2 separate regions of the Homo sapiens genome follow, and region 2 is linked to region 1. Evidence: read pairs that join two places in POLR2A ChIA-PET (ENCODE). Cell type or tissue: B cell. All regions are shown on one strand. Each heading gives the region's core, and the rest is flanking DNA. Links, peaks and the distances in the headings are about the cores only. Region 1 overlaps BRD4 (bromodomain containing 4). Region 2 overlaps AKAP8 (A-kinase anchoring protein 8).

Region 1 (5,367 bases), core at 161-5,160:
CTTCCGCAAGTCATTCAGAGAAGGCATACGGTGGTGACATAAATGCTGACGACTACCAGGTCCCCCGGATCTCCAGCCGTCTGTTTGTTTGCCCACAGGAACACACAGTGTGTGCTGGCAATAACTAAACAAGCTTTTCTGCCCAAGGAGGCTGAGCTCACTCAGTGCCTCGAGGCTCCCCACCATAGTTACAAGTGCTGGCCTAACCAAGCTGTGCCTGGAATCAGCCTTGTCACTGTGCCGGGGGAGTAGGAAACAGTTAAAACACATTTTTATGCTTTCATTTCTATAATAAATGCATCAGATATCACATGAAATCAGCTCTAGGACTGACTGAGCACCTGCCTGCTATACATTTTCCAGGCCGCCAGTGCCCTGCCAGGGGATGTGCTGAGCAGCCAAACCCAGCCTGGCCATGATGCTTGTAGTAAGCTGGCAGACAATGTACGAGCAACAACTTTCCCAGTTAAGCGCCAACTTTCCCTGAGTGTCCACATGCTTAGGGAAGAAGGTTGGACTTAAACCAACAAGCAATTACTGAATGCTTACTGAGACATGGGGCTCAATGTGTCTGTATGCTGTATTCCGACCTCACAAGAACCTCGCACAGGGCAGGGATTAGGGTCTCAGTTTTGCAGCCAAGGAAGCTGATGCGAGAAGAAATCGGTAATTCATCTAAGGTCACACCTGACTCCTCACCTTATACCCCCAAAAAATCATTTCCTGATGGATCAAGGGCATGAATTGGAAGGGCAAAACCTTACAACTTCCAGAAGAAAATATAAAATATATTTCACTTCAGGATAGTGTTCTTCCCACCAACCGTAAAACAAAGATTCATAAATTCACCTACATTAAAATTAAGACCATCTTTTTTTTTTTTTTTTTTTTGAGACGGAGTTGTTGCCCAGGCTGGAGTGCAATGGCGCGATCTCAGCACACCACAACCTCCACCTCCTGGGTTCAAGCGATTCTCCCGCCTCAGCCTCCCGAGTAGCTGGGATTTCTCCCACCTCAGCCTCCCAAGTAGCCAGGCAGGAGCCACCACGCCTGGCTAATTTTGTATTTTTAGTAGGGACAGGGTTTCTCCATGTTAGTCAGGCTGGTCTCAAACTCCTGACCTCAGGTGATCCACCTGCCTTGGCTACCCAAGTGCTGGGATTACAGGCATGAGCCACAGCACCCAGCCTGAAATGTTATTTCTTAATAATAAGACTTGAAAGGTGAAACTGATCCATGGGCTGCTGTATGGATGTTTTAGCAGGCACGAAAACATTCACCTCCTTGTGCATGTCCATCAGAGGTCTTGGGTGACAAGGTGCATCACCAATGAGTTGTAATATTTTGAAAAATATTTTTTCTAAGCAGTAGGTCTCAACAGCGGGCTTAAAATATTCTGCAAATGATGCTGTAAACAGATGTGCTGTCACCCAGACTTTGTTTTTCCCTTTACAGAGCACAGGCAGAGTAGATTTAGCATAATTTAGATTTACCATAATTCTTAAGGTCCTTGGATATTCAGAATGGCTAATGAGCAGTAGCTTCAACTTAAAGTCATCAGCTACAGTAGCCCCTAATGAGAGGCAGCCTGTCCTTTGAAGCCAAGTATTGATTTTTCTACAGCTATAAAAGCCTAGATGGCATTTTCTTCCAATAAACTATTTTGTCTACACTAAAATGTTTACTGTAGCCACCTTTATCAATTATCTTAGCTAGATCTGGATAACTTGCTACAGTTTTTCCATCAGCACTTGCTGCTTCACCTTGCACTTTTATGTTTTGGAGATGGCTTCTTTCCTTAAACCTCATGAACCAACCTCTGCTGGCTTCAAACTTTTCTTCTGCAGCTTTCTCACCTCTTTCAGCCTCCAAAGAATTGAATAGAGTTACTACGGCCTTGCTAGATTAGGCTTTGGCTTAAGGGAATATTGCAGCTGACCTGATCTATCCAGACCACTACAACTTTCTCCATGTCAGCAATAAGGTTGTTTCACTTTCTTATCACTCAGGCATTCACTGGAGTCACACTTTTAATTTCCTTCGAGAACTCCTTTGCATTCACAATCTGGCTAACTCTCTGGCTTAAGCAGCCTAGCTTTTGGCTTTCAAAATATGTTATTGGCCTTTTAGCGTTGTTAAAGGGTATTGCTCTGTCATCCAGGCTGGAGTGCAGTGGCATGATCACAGCTCGCTGCAGCCTCAACCTCCTAGGCTCAAGCAATCCTCCCATCTCAGCCTCCCAAGTAGCTGGGACCACAGGCGTGTGCCACCATGCCTGGCTACTTTTTCCATTTTTTTTATGAAGACGAGGCCTCACTATGTTGCCCAGGCTGGTCTCAAACTCTTGTCCTCAAGCGATCCTCCCACCTACGCCTGCCAAAAAATGCTAGGATTACAGGCATGAACCCCACGCCTGGCCATTTTTAGCTTCTGACTTGGTGTGAGAGACGCGAGACCCTTCCTTTCATCTGAACACTTTAAAGGCTATTATAGGGTTATTAACCGGCCTAATTTTAAGACAGTTGTGTCTCAAGGAATAGAGAGGTCTGAGGAGAGGAAAAGAGATGGGAAATAGTCAGTAGCTGGAGCAGTCAGAACACAAACATTTATAGACTGAATTCACCTTCTTAGATGGACATGGTTTGTGGTTCCCCAAAACTATGATAATGACACCCAAAATCACTGATCACGAATCATAACAGATATAATAGTCTGAAACGTTGGTCACATTACCAAAATGTGACACAGAGATGAAGTGAGCACACGCTGTTGGAAAAATGGCACTGATAAAAGACTTGCTCAATGCAGGGTCACCACAAATTCTCAATTTGTAAATAAAAAAACCGCAATTATCTGCAAAGCACAATAAAACGAGGTATACCTATACATGCAACAAACACAAAACCGGTAAACTCAAAATTCAGGATGGGCAAGGAAATGAAGTAGGGAAAGGAACACACACAGGAAGCAGAGGTGACTGAACTGGTCAGGCCAAGTCTCCTCAAGTTGAGTGACACAAATCAGAATCACTCAAAATTGAAAGGCTAACCAAAACACTGCACCGTCAATCACCTACAGCACCTTCAGTGAAGTAAGAGCGCTGCAGGGTGGGTAGGAGCAATTCCCTCTGCTGTGCTTGACCCTCATCAGTAACAAGCAGAGCTAACTCTGACAGGTGGATGGAGTGCTTCTGCTACCCAATCTCACTGACAGGGAAACAGGATCAAAGATTAAGCAACCTGCTCCAGATCACTGCCAATGTCTCCAAATTCCAGTGGGTGAATGTCCATTTTGAGCTTCAGTACCACTAGTCACAGTGGTACTCATCTGTGCACCTGCTTAGGTAGTATATTCCATTTTCAGCAAGTTCTAATTGCCCATATAAAACACATCAGAGGTACAGAGATCTTTAAGCACAAAATGCAACACTGAGTCTATCTCATGCCCTTTCCAGGACAAGACAATGCCAAAAAGGAAAAAAGCCTGGGCGCGGAAGTGAGCACCTATAGTCCCAACTACTTGAGAGGCTGAGGAGGGAAGAGGATGTCCTGAGCCCAGGAGTTCTGGGCTATATTGCATGGTGCCAATCAGGTGGCCGCACTACGTTTGGCATCAGTGTGGTGACCTCCAAGGAGTGGGTACTACCAGATTGCCTAAGAAGGGGTGAACCAGCCCAGGTCGGCCAGATGTGGTGGCTCACACTTGTAATCCCAGCATTTTGGGAGGCCCTGGCGGGCGGATCGCTTGAGGCCGGGAGTTCGAGACCAGCCTGGCCAACAAGGCAAAACCCCAACTATATTAAAATACAAACATTAACTGGGCATGGTGGCGGGCATCTGTAATCTCAGCTACTCAGGAGGCTGTGGCACAAGAACTGCTTGAACCCGGGAAACAGGCTGCAGTGAGCCAAGACTGTGCCACTGCACTCCAGCCTGCACAAAAGAGTGAGTGAGACTCCGTCTCAAAAAAAAAAAAAAAAAAAAAGTTGCGGGGCCGGGGGGGGGGGGGGGGGTGGGTCGCGTAGTGAAGAAAAAAAAGAAAGGGGGCAAGTCAAAACTCCCATACCTATCAGCAGTGGGGTCATGCATGTGACTCACCACTGTACTCCAGCCTGGGCAACACAGTGGAGACCTCGTCTCTTAAAACGGTAGGTTGGCTGGGCGCGGTGGCTCACCCCTGTAATCCCAGCACTTTGGGAGGCCCAGGCGGGTGAATTACGATGTCAGGAGTTCGAGAGCAGACTGGCCAATGTGGTGAAACCCTGTCTCTACTAAAAATACAAAAATTAGCTGGGTGTGGTGGCGTGCACCTGTAGTCCCAGCTACTCAGGAGGCTGAGGCAGAACAATCGCTTGAACCCAGGAAGCGGACGTTGCAGTGAGCCAAGATTGCGCCACTGCACTCCCGCCTGGGCAACAGAGCGAGAGTCTACCTAAAAAAAAAAAAAAGTAATAGTATAAGCTGTGACACTGGATGAAGAAAGTGGCAAAAATAAAAATTTGTAAGAAAAAAATTGAGGACATAAATTTTTAAAAAGGGGGCAAAAAACATAAGCTGAAACTCCTTAAACTTTAAACATCTGGGCTGGGCGCGGTGGCTCAAACTTGTAATACCAGCACTTTGGGAGGCCGAGGCGGGAGGATCACGAGGTCAGGAGTTTGAAACCAGCCTGCCCAGCATGGTGAAACCCCGTCTCTACTAAAAATACAAAAAATTAGCCGGGCATGGTGGCACACGACTGTAGCCCCAGCTACTTGGGAGCCTGAGGCAGGAGAATTGCTTCAACCCAGCAGGTGAAGGTTGCAGTGAGCCAAGATTGCACCACTGCACTCCAGCCTGGGAGACAGAGCAAGACTCCATCTCAACAAACAAACAAACAAACAAACAAAAATAAAAACTTTAGGGCCGGGTGCGGTGGCTCACACCTGTAATCCCAGCACTTTGGGAGGCTGAGGCGAGCAGATCACAAGGTCAGATCAAGACCATCCTGGCTAACACGGCGAAACCCCATCTCTACTAAAAATACAAAAAATTAGCCAGGCGTGGTGGTGGGCGCCTGTAATCCCAGCTACTCGGGAGGCTGAGGCAGGAGAATGGCATGAACCCAGGAGGTGGAGCTTGCAGTGAGCAGAGCAGAGATTGTGCCACTGTACTCCAGCCTGGGCGACAGAGCAAGACTCCACCTCCAAAAAAAAAAAAAAAAAACCAACAAACTGTCAATCTCTGGTAGGTTTAAAAGGAATCTTTGCTATCATCTAAAAGACAAACAACAATTGTCGGCAAAGATGTGGAGAAACTGGAACCCTCATATGTCCAGCAATGTAAAATGGGGCAGCCACTGTAAAACAGTCTGGCAGTTCCTCCAAAA
Region 2 (5,367 bases), core at 57-5,056, 55 kb after region 1:
CTCATTAGAAATCCCAGTTGTCATGTTCCTGAGCTTGATGCATTCCAGTGTCCCTCAACTGTCAAAAGACTCAGAAATGCTAAATGCTGCACTCTGGATTCAACTCCCTGCTCCTGGGGTTCATCTTCCCTTTTGAAAGCTTTTCCTGTCTGTGGTACTTGCAAGCACAAACCTTGAGGTATTTTTCCAGCATCTTCACTATATGTCTGTTGTTCAAAACACTCTTAGCCACATGGAGACTGGTTTTCTTGAACTGTTCAGCAGCCAACTGCAAAGGGAACCAAATGTGAGCTCTTAAAAATGGCAAAGATTAAGGAAGAGAATAAACCAGCCAGGCTCTGCCGAGTCATCCTGAGATCAGCCCTATGCAGAGAAGCGAATCTCAAAACGCCAGCCTCCAAGAATAGAAGGCTCCAGAGACTGTGCAACCAAGACTAACAAACTGGAAAAGCTAGGCAATCTTAAGAGATAAATGCAAAGATGCACCACTGATACCCATGTAGCACATGCAGAATTGGGGGTGAAACAAGAGCATTTACAAATGAAAGGCTGTGTGGACTCAGTGGAGGAAAAGGACAAGCTCTTTCTTTTCAGTTTTTGGGGTTACATTGATTTCATAAGTTCAACAACAAAAGTATGAATATGCTGGGTGTGGCAGCTCATGCCTGTAATCCTAGCACGTTGGGAGGCTGAGGCATGTGGATCACTTGAGGCCAGGAGTTCGAGACAAGCCTGGCCATCATGGTGAAACCCTGTCTACAAAATATAAAAATTAGCTGGGTGTGGTGGTGCACACCCGTAATCCCAGCTACTCAGGAGACTGAGGCATGAGAATTTGGGAGATGGAGGTTGCAATCAGCTGAGATTGTACCACTGCATTCCAGCCTGGGCAATGGAGTGAGACTCTGTCTCAAAAAATAAAATTAAAAACAAAAACAAAAACAAAAAACAAACACACAACCATGACTGCACCAAGTCTCTGTTTTAGAGCCTGACTTGTTTGCACAATGGTCCCTTGTTTGTATACTGCTTTTCAGCTGATCTTTAACAGTACTGGGGCTGGGTGCAGTGGCTCACACCTGTAATCCCAGCACTCTGGGAGGCTGAGGCGGGTGGATCACCTGAGGTCAGGAGTTCAAGACCAGCCTGGCCAACATGGTGAAACCCCGTCTCTATTAAAAATACAAAAAATTAGCCGGGCATTGTGGTGGGCGCCTGTAATCCCAGCTACTTAGGAGGCTGAGGCTGGAGAATTGCTTGAACCTGGGAGGCAGAAGTTGCAGTGAACTGAGATCGTGCCACTGCACTCCAGCCTGGGCAACAAGAGTGAAACTCCGTAAAAAAAAAACAAAAAAACAAAAACGTAAACCAAAAAACCAAAACCAAAACCAAAACCAAAACACAGTACTGTGAGATGGGTGAGCAGCTCTTGACCTCCCCATTTAATAGCTGAGTAAACTAAGGAGAGAGCTGCTAACCCAGGGCCAGAAAGTGACAGGCTGCAGAGCAAACGCAGCCACAGGCACTCTTCACTGTCTGCTTTTCTGCACTGACAGCAGGTAGAGCTGTTGCTGGATAGGGCCTCTATGGTCTGCAATGCTAAAAATACTCATGATCTGACTCTTTACAAAATAAGGTATTTTTCCAGCATCTTCAACACTTGACCCCTGGGCTCAACATTTAGCCTGAAGCCCCAGCAGCTAGGTAAGGACAGAACCAGTCCTTTAGTCCAAGTCCCCTGGGCCACTCAGCTTTCAATGGCCCTTCGGTCTCAGCTTATGGAAGCCCCCAGGCCTTCCGCTAGTGGGAAAACTGACCAACGTGGAAACACTATCAGGAGAATCTCAGCTACTGCATTTAATCGAGTCTAAGCAACACATTTTCTCACATTTTTATAAAAATTGAGACGAATCTTACGACCCATCGATGGAAGTGATAGACTTGAAACATAGCAAGAACCCCTAAAGATGTTGTTATTCCCCATAAGACACAGCAGGCTCTGAGCCGCAGCCCTGCAATGAGCACCCCAGGCAGTGTGGGGAGGAAGACTCACCCTGCGGTTGTGATTGTGGTCCACGGAGTGCAGGTGCCGCTGGAGGAGCTGCGGCTGTGCAGGAATTAGCATGTCGCAGGCCAGGCAGTGAGCAGCCTCGATCTTCTTGAAGAAGTGCTCCTGGCCAATCCCTGCCAGGAAACGCATGTCTTGTAGGATCTGGGACAGCAAGTGATGCTTTCCTCCTACTCCCCATCTGGGCCCACGTTTTCTCCCTGCAACTCTAAGGAATCAGAAGGGCACAGCCTGCCTTTCTATGGGGAGTATGGGTCAGCACATCGGCCTCTATAGCTGTGAATTCTGCACTTTTCAGCTTTTCTGTTCCTCCTGGTTGTTTCTTTTCAAACCAAGGAGGAAAAGATATGAAAGTGCTTAATGTCACTGATATAAGCTGCAATCTATGCAAGGCCACATCCGAAGGTTTCTTTCCATTGCTGCTGAGCGCTCTTCCCACGGGTCTCGTCATCACCTTCTCAGCCAACTTGGGCTGGCTTCATGCCACTTTTTTTTTTTTTTTTTTTGAGACAGAGTCTTGCTCTGTCGCCTAGGCTGGAGTGCAGTGGTGCAATCTTGGCTCACTGCAAGCTCTGACTCCCAGGTTGACACCATTCTCCTGCCTCAGCCTCCCAAGTAGCTGGGACTACAGGTGCCCGCCACCACGCCCGGCTAATTTTTTGTATTTTTTTAGTAGAGACGGGGTTTCACCGTGTCAGACAGGATGGCCTTGATCTCCTGACCTCATGATCCGCCTGCCTCAGCCTCCCAAAGTGCTGGGATTACAGGTGTGAGCCACCGTGCCCGGCCTCGTGCCACGTTTTACGGGTCCTGTCACATGCCTTACTACCATCCAGGAAAGCACTCATCCTGGGATGACAACTCACCTTTGAAAGGATCTGGTTTTGGTTTTGCGGTTTCTTTCTCCATCAATTCCTGACGCCGCTTCTCAATTTTCTTATTTCTGTTTACAATGTATTCCTAGGTGGGATTGGAGAGGGCATAAAGTAAAATGAGAGGTGGGCGCATGTGGGCATTTCTCAACTGCCAGGGCTAGGCAGGCAGCTATCAGAGCAGCTGCGTGGGGCAGCACAGCACGATGGCTGGAGCTCCCGGTTGTCCCTGTGACTCAGGGACTTACACAGCTACTCTATCTGGGAAAGGAAACCTTGGCCAAGTATAGCCTCTGATTTCCCTTCCTCCTTCAAGGGATCCGGCACCTGCGGGATGGGCAAGAGACGCGGTGACGGGGCCCAGGTTTCCTTTACCTGGAGGAACTCCACGGTCTTGTCGGGCAGCTTGGTGCTTATGAACCGCAGGGTCTCTTTGTGAAATTTGCTTTGCAGATGCTTCTGGATCTCTTCGTCATCAAAGCTACGGAACTTGCATACAGAACAGGCAAACTGAATTCTGTAGAAGGAAAACAAGGAGGGGAGTGAAGCAGGGAGCATCAGCGAGTGAAGCAGGGGGCATCAGCTCACCTCTGAGGAGAGCTGAAATAGAAACAGGATTTTCAGCTCTCCCCCTCCCCCTCTCCCTCTCCCCACGGTCTCCCTCTGATGCCGAGCCGAAGCTGGACGGTACTGCTGCCATCTCGGCTCACTGCAACCTCCCTGCCTGATTCTCCTGCCTCAGCCTGCCTACTGCCTGCGATTGCAGGCGCGCGCCGCCACGCCTGACTGGTTTTCGTATTTTTTTGGTGGAGACGGGGTTTCGCTGTGTTGGCCGGGCTGGTCTCCAGCTCCTAACCGCGAGTGATCCGCCAGCCTCGGCCTCCCGAGGTGCCGGGATTGCAGACGGAGTCTCGTTCACTCAGTGCTCAATGGTGCCCAGGCTGGAGTGCAGTGGCGTGATCTCGGCTCGCTACAACCTCCACCTCCCAGCCGCCTGCCTTGGCCTCCCAAAGTGCCGAGATTGCAGCCTCTGCCCGGCCGCCACCCCGTCTGGGAAGTGAGGAGCGTCTCCGCCTGGCCGCCCATCGTCTGGGATGTGAGGAGCCCCTCTGCCTGGCTGCCCAGTCTGGAAAGTGAGGAGCGTCTCTGCCCGGCCGCCATCCCATCTAGGAAGTGAGGAGCGCCTCTTCCCGGCCGCCATCACATCTGGGAAGTGAGGAGCGTCTCTGCCCAGCCGCCCATTGTCTGAGATGTGGGGAGCACCTCTGCCCTGCCGCCCCGTCCGGGATGTGAGGAGCGTCTCTGCCTGGCCGCCCTGTCTGAGAAGTGAGGAGACCCTCTGCCTGGCAACCGCCCCGTCTGAGAAGTGAGGAGCCCCTCCGCCCGGCAGCCGCCCCGTCTGAGAAGTAAGGAGCCCCTCCGCCCAGCAGCCACCCCGTCTGGGAAGTGAGGAGCGTCTCCGCCCGGCAGCCACCTTGTCCGGGAGGGAGGTGGGGGGATCAGCCCCCCGCCCGGCCAGCCGCCCCGTCTGGGAGGTGAGGGGCGCCTCTGCCCAGCCGCCCCTACTGGGAAGTGAGGAGACCCTCTGCCCGGCCAGCCGCTCCGTCCGGGAGGGAGGTGGGGGGGGGTCAGCCCCCCGCCCGGCCAGCCGCCCCGTCCGGGAAGTGAGGGGCGCCTCTGCCCGGCCGCCCCTACTGGGAAGTGAGGAGCCCCCCTGCCCGGCCAGCCGCCCCGTCCGGGAGGGAGGTGGGGGGGGTCAGCCCCCCGCCCGGCCAGCCGCACCGTCCGGGAGGGAGGTGGGGGGGTCAGCCCCCTCGCCCAGCCAGCCGCCCCGTCCAGGAGGTGAGGGGCGCCTCTGCCCGGCCGCCCCTACTGGGAAGTGAGGAGCCCCTCTGCCCAGCCACCACCCTGTCTGGGAGGTGTACCCAACAGCTCATTGAGAACGGGCCATGATGACAATGGCGGTTTTGTGGAATAGAAAGGCGGGAAAGGTGGGGAAAAGATTGAGAAATCGGATGGTTGCTGTGTCTGTGTAGAAAGAGGTAGACGTGGGAGACTTTTCATTTTGTTCTATACTAAGAAAAATTCTTCTGCCTTGGGATCCTGTTGATCTGTGACCTTACCCCCAACCCTGTGCTCTCTGAAACATGTGCTGTGTCCACTCAGGGTTAAATGGATTAAGGGCGGTGCAAGATGTGCTTTGTTAAACAGATGCTTGAAGGCAGCATGCCAAGAGTCGTCACCACTCCCTAATCTCAAGTACCCAGGGACACAAACACTGCCAAATCTCCCTCTGCGAGAAACACCCAAGAATGATCAATAAAAATAAATAAATAAATAAATAAATAAATAAATAAATAAATTGGCAGTGGGCAAAAAAAAAAAAAAAAAGAAACAGGATTTTCAGTAATTTTTTTTCTTTCCTTT

Evidence for each region. Peaks named below come from ENCODE experiments on the same cell type or tissue, not always from the same donor. Only the 100,000 strongest peaks of a DNase experiment are listed, where the experiment ranks them.
Region 2: POLR2A ChIA-PET joins it to region 1 with 8 read pairs; 18 of 35 experiments call an interaction of 5 or more read pairs at or near these places.

Annotation. Positions count from the first base shown.
Region 1 is chr19:15,304,153-15,309,519 of GRCh38, forward strand. The region is part of intron 1 of BRD4 (bromodomain containing 4); the gene reads right to left. Among named protein-coding and RNA genes, the nearest start is that of BRD4, 26 kb to the right of the region's middle. In B cell, for the core only: no CTCF peak of the experiment used is centred there; no DNase peak of the experiment used is centred there; H3K27ac peaks cover 1,558 bases.
Region 2 is chr19:15,358,795-15,364,161 of GRCh38, forward strand. AKAP8 (A-kinase anchoring protein 8) reads right to left here. Exons shown (of 14, transcript NM_005858.4): 10 at 3,316-3,457; 11 at 2,935-3,028; 12 at 2,054-2,184; 13 at 173-268. It overlaps LOC124904643 (a long non-coding RNA gene), which reads left to right. Exons shown (of 4, transcript XR_007067146.1): 4 at 3,257-3,340. Among named protein-coding and RNA genes, the nearest start is that of AKAP8, 18 kb to the right of the region's middle. RefSeq lists an enhancer at 1,264-1,403. In B cell, for the core only: no CTCF peak of the experiment used is centred there; no DNase peak of the experiment used is centred there.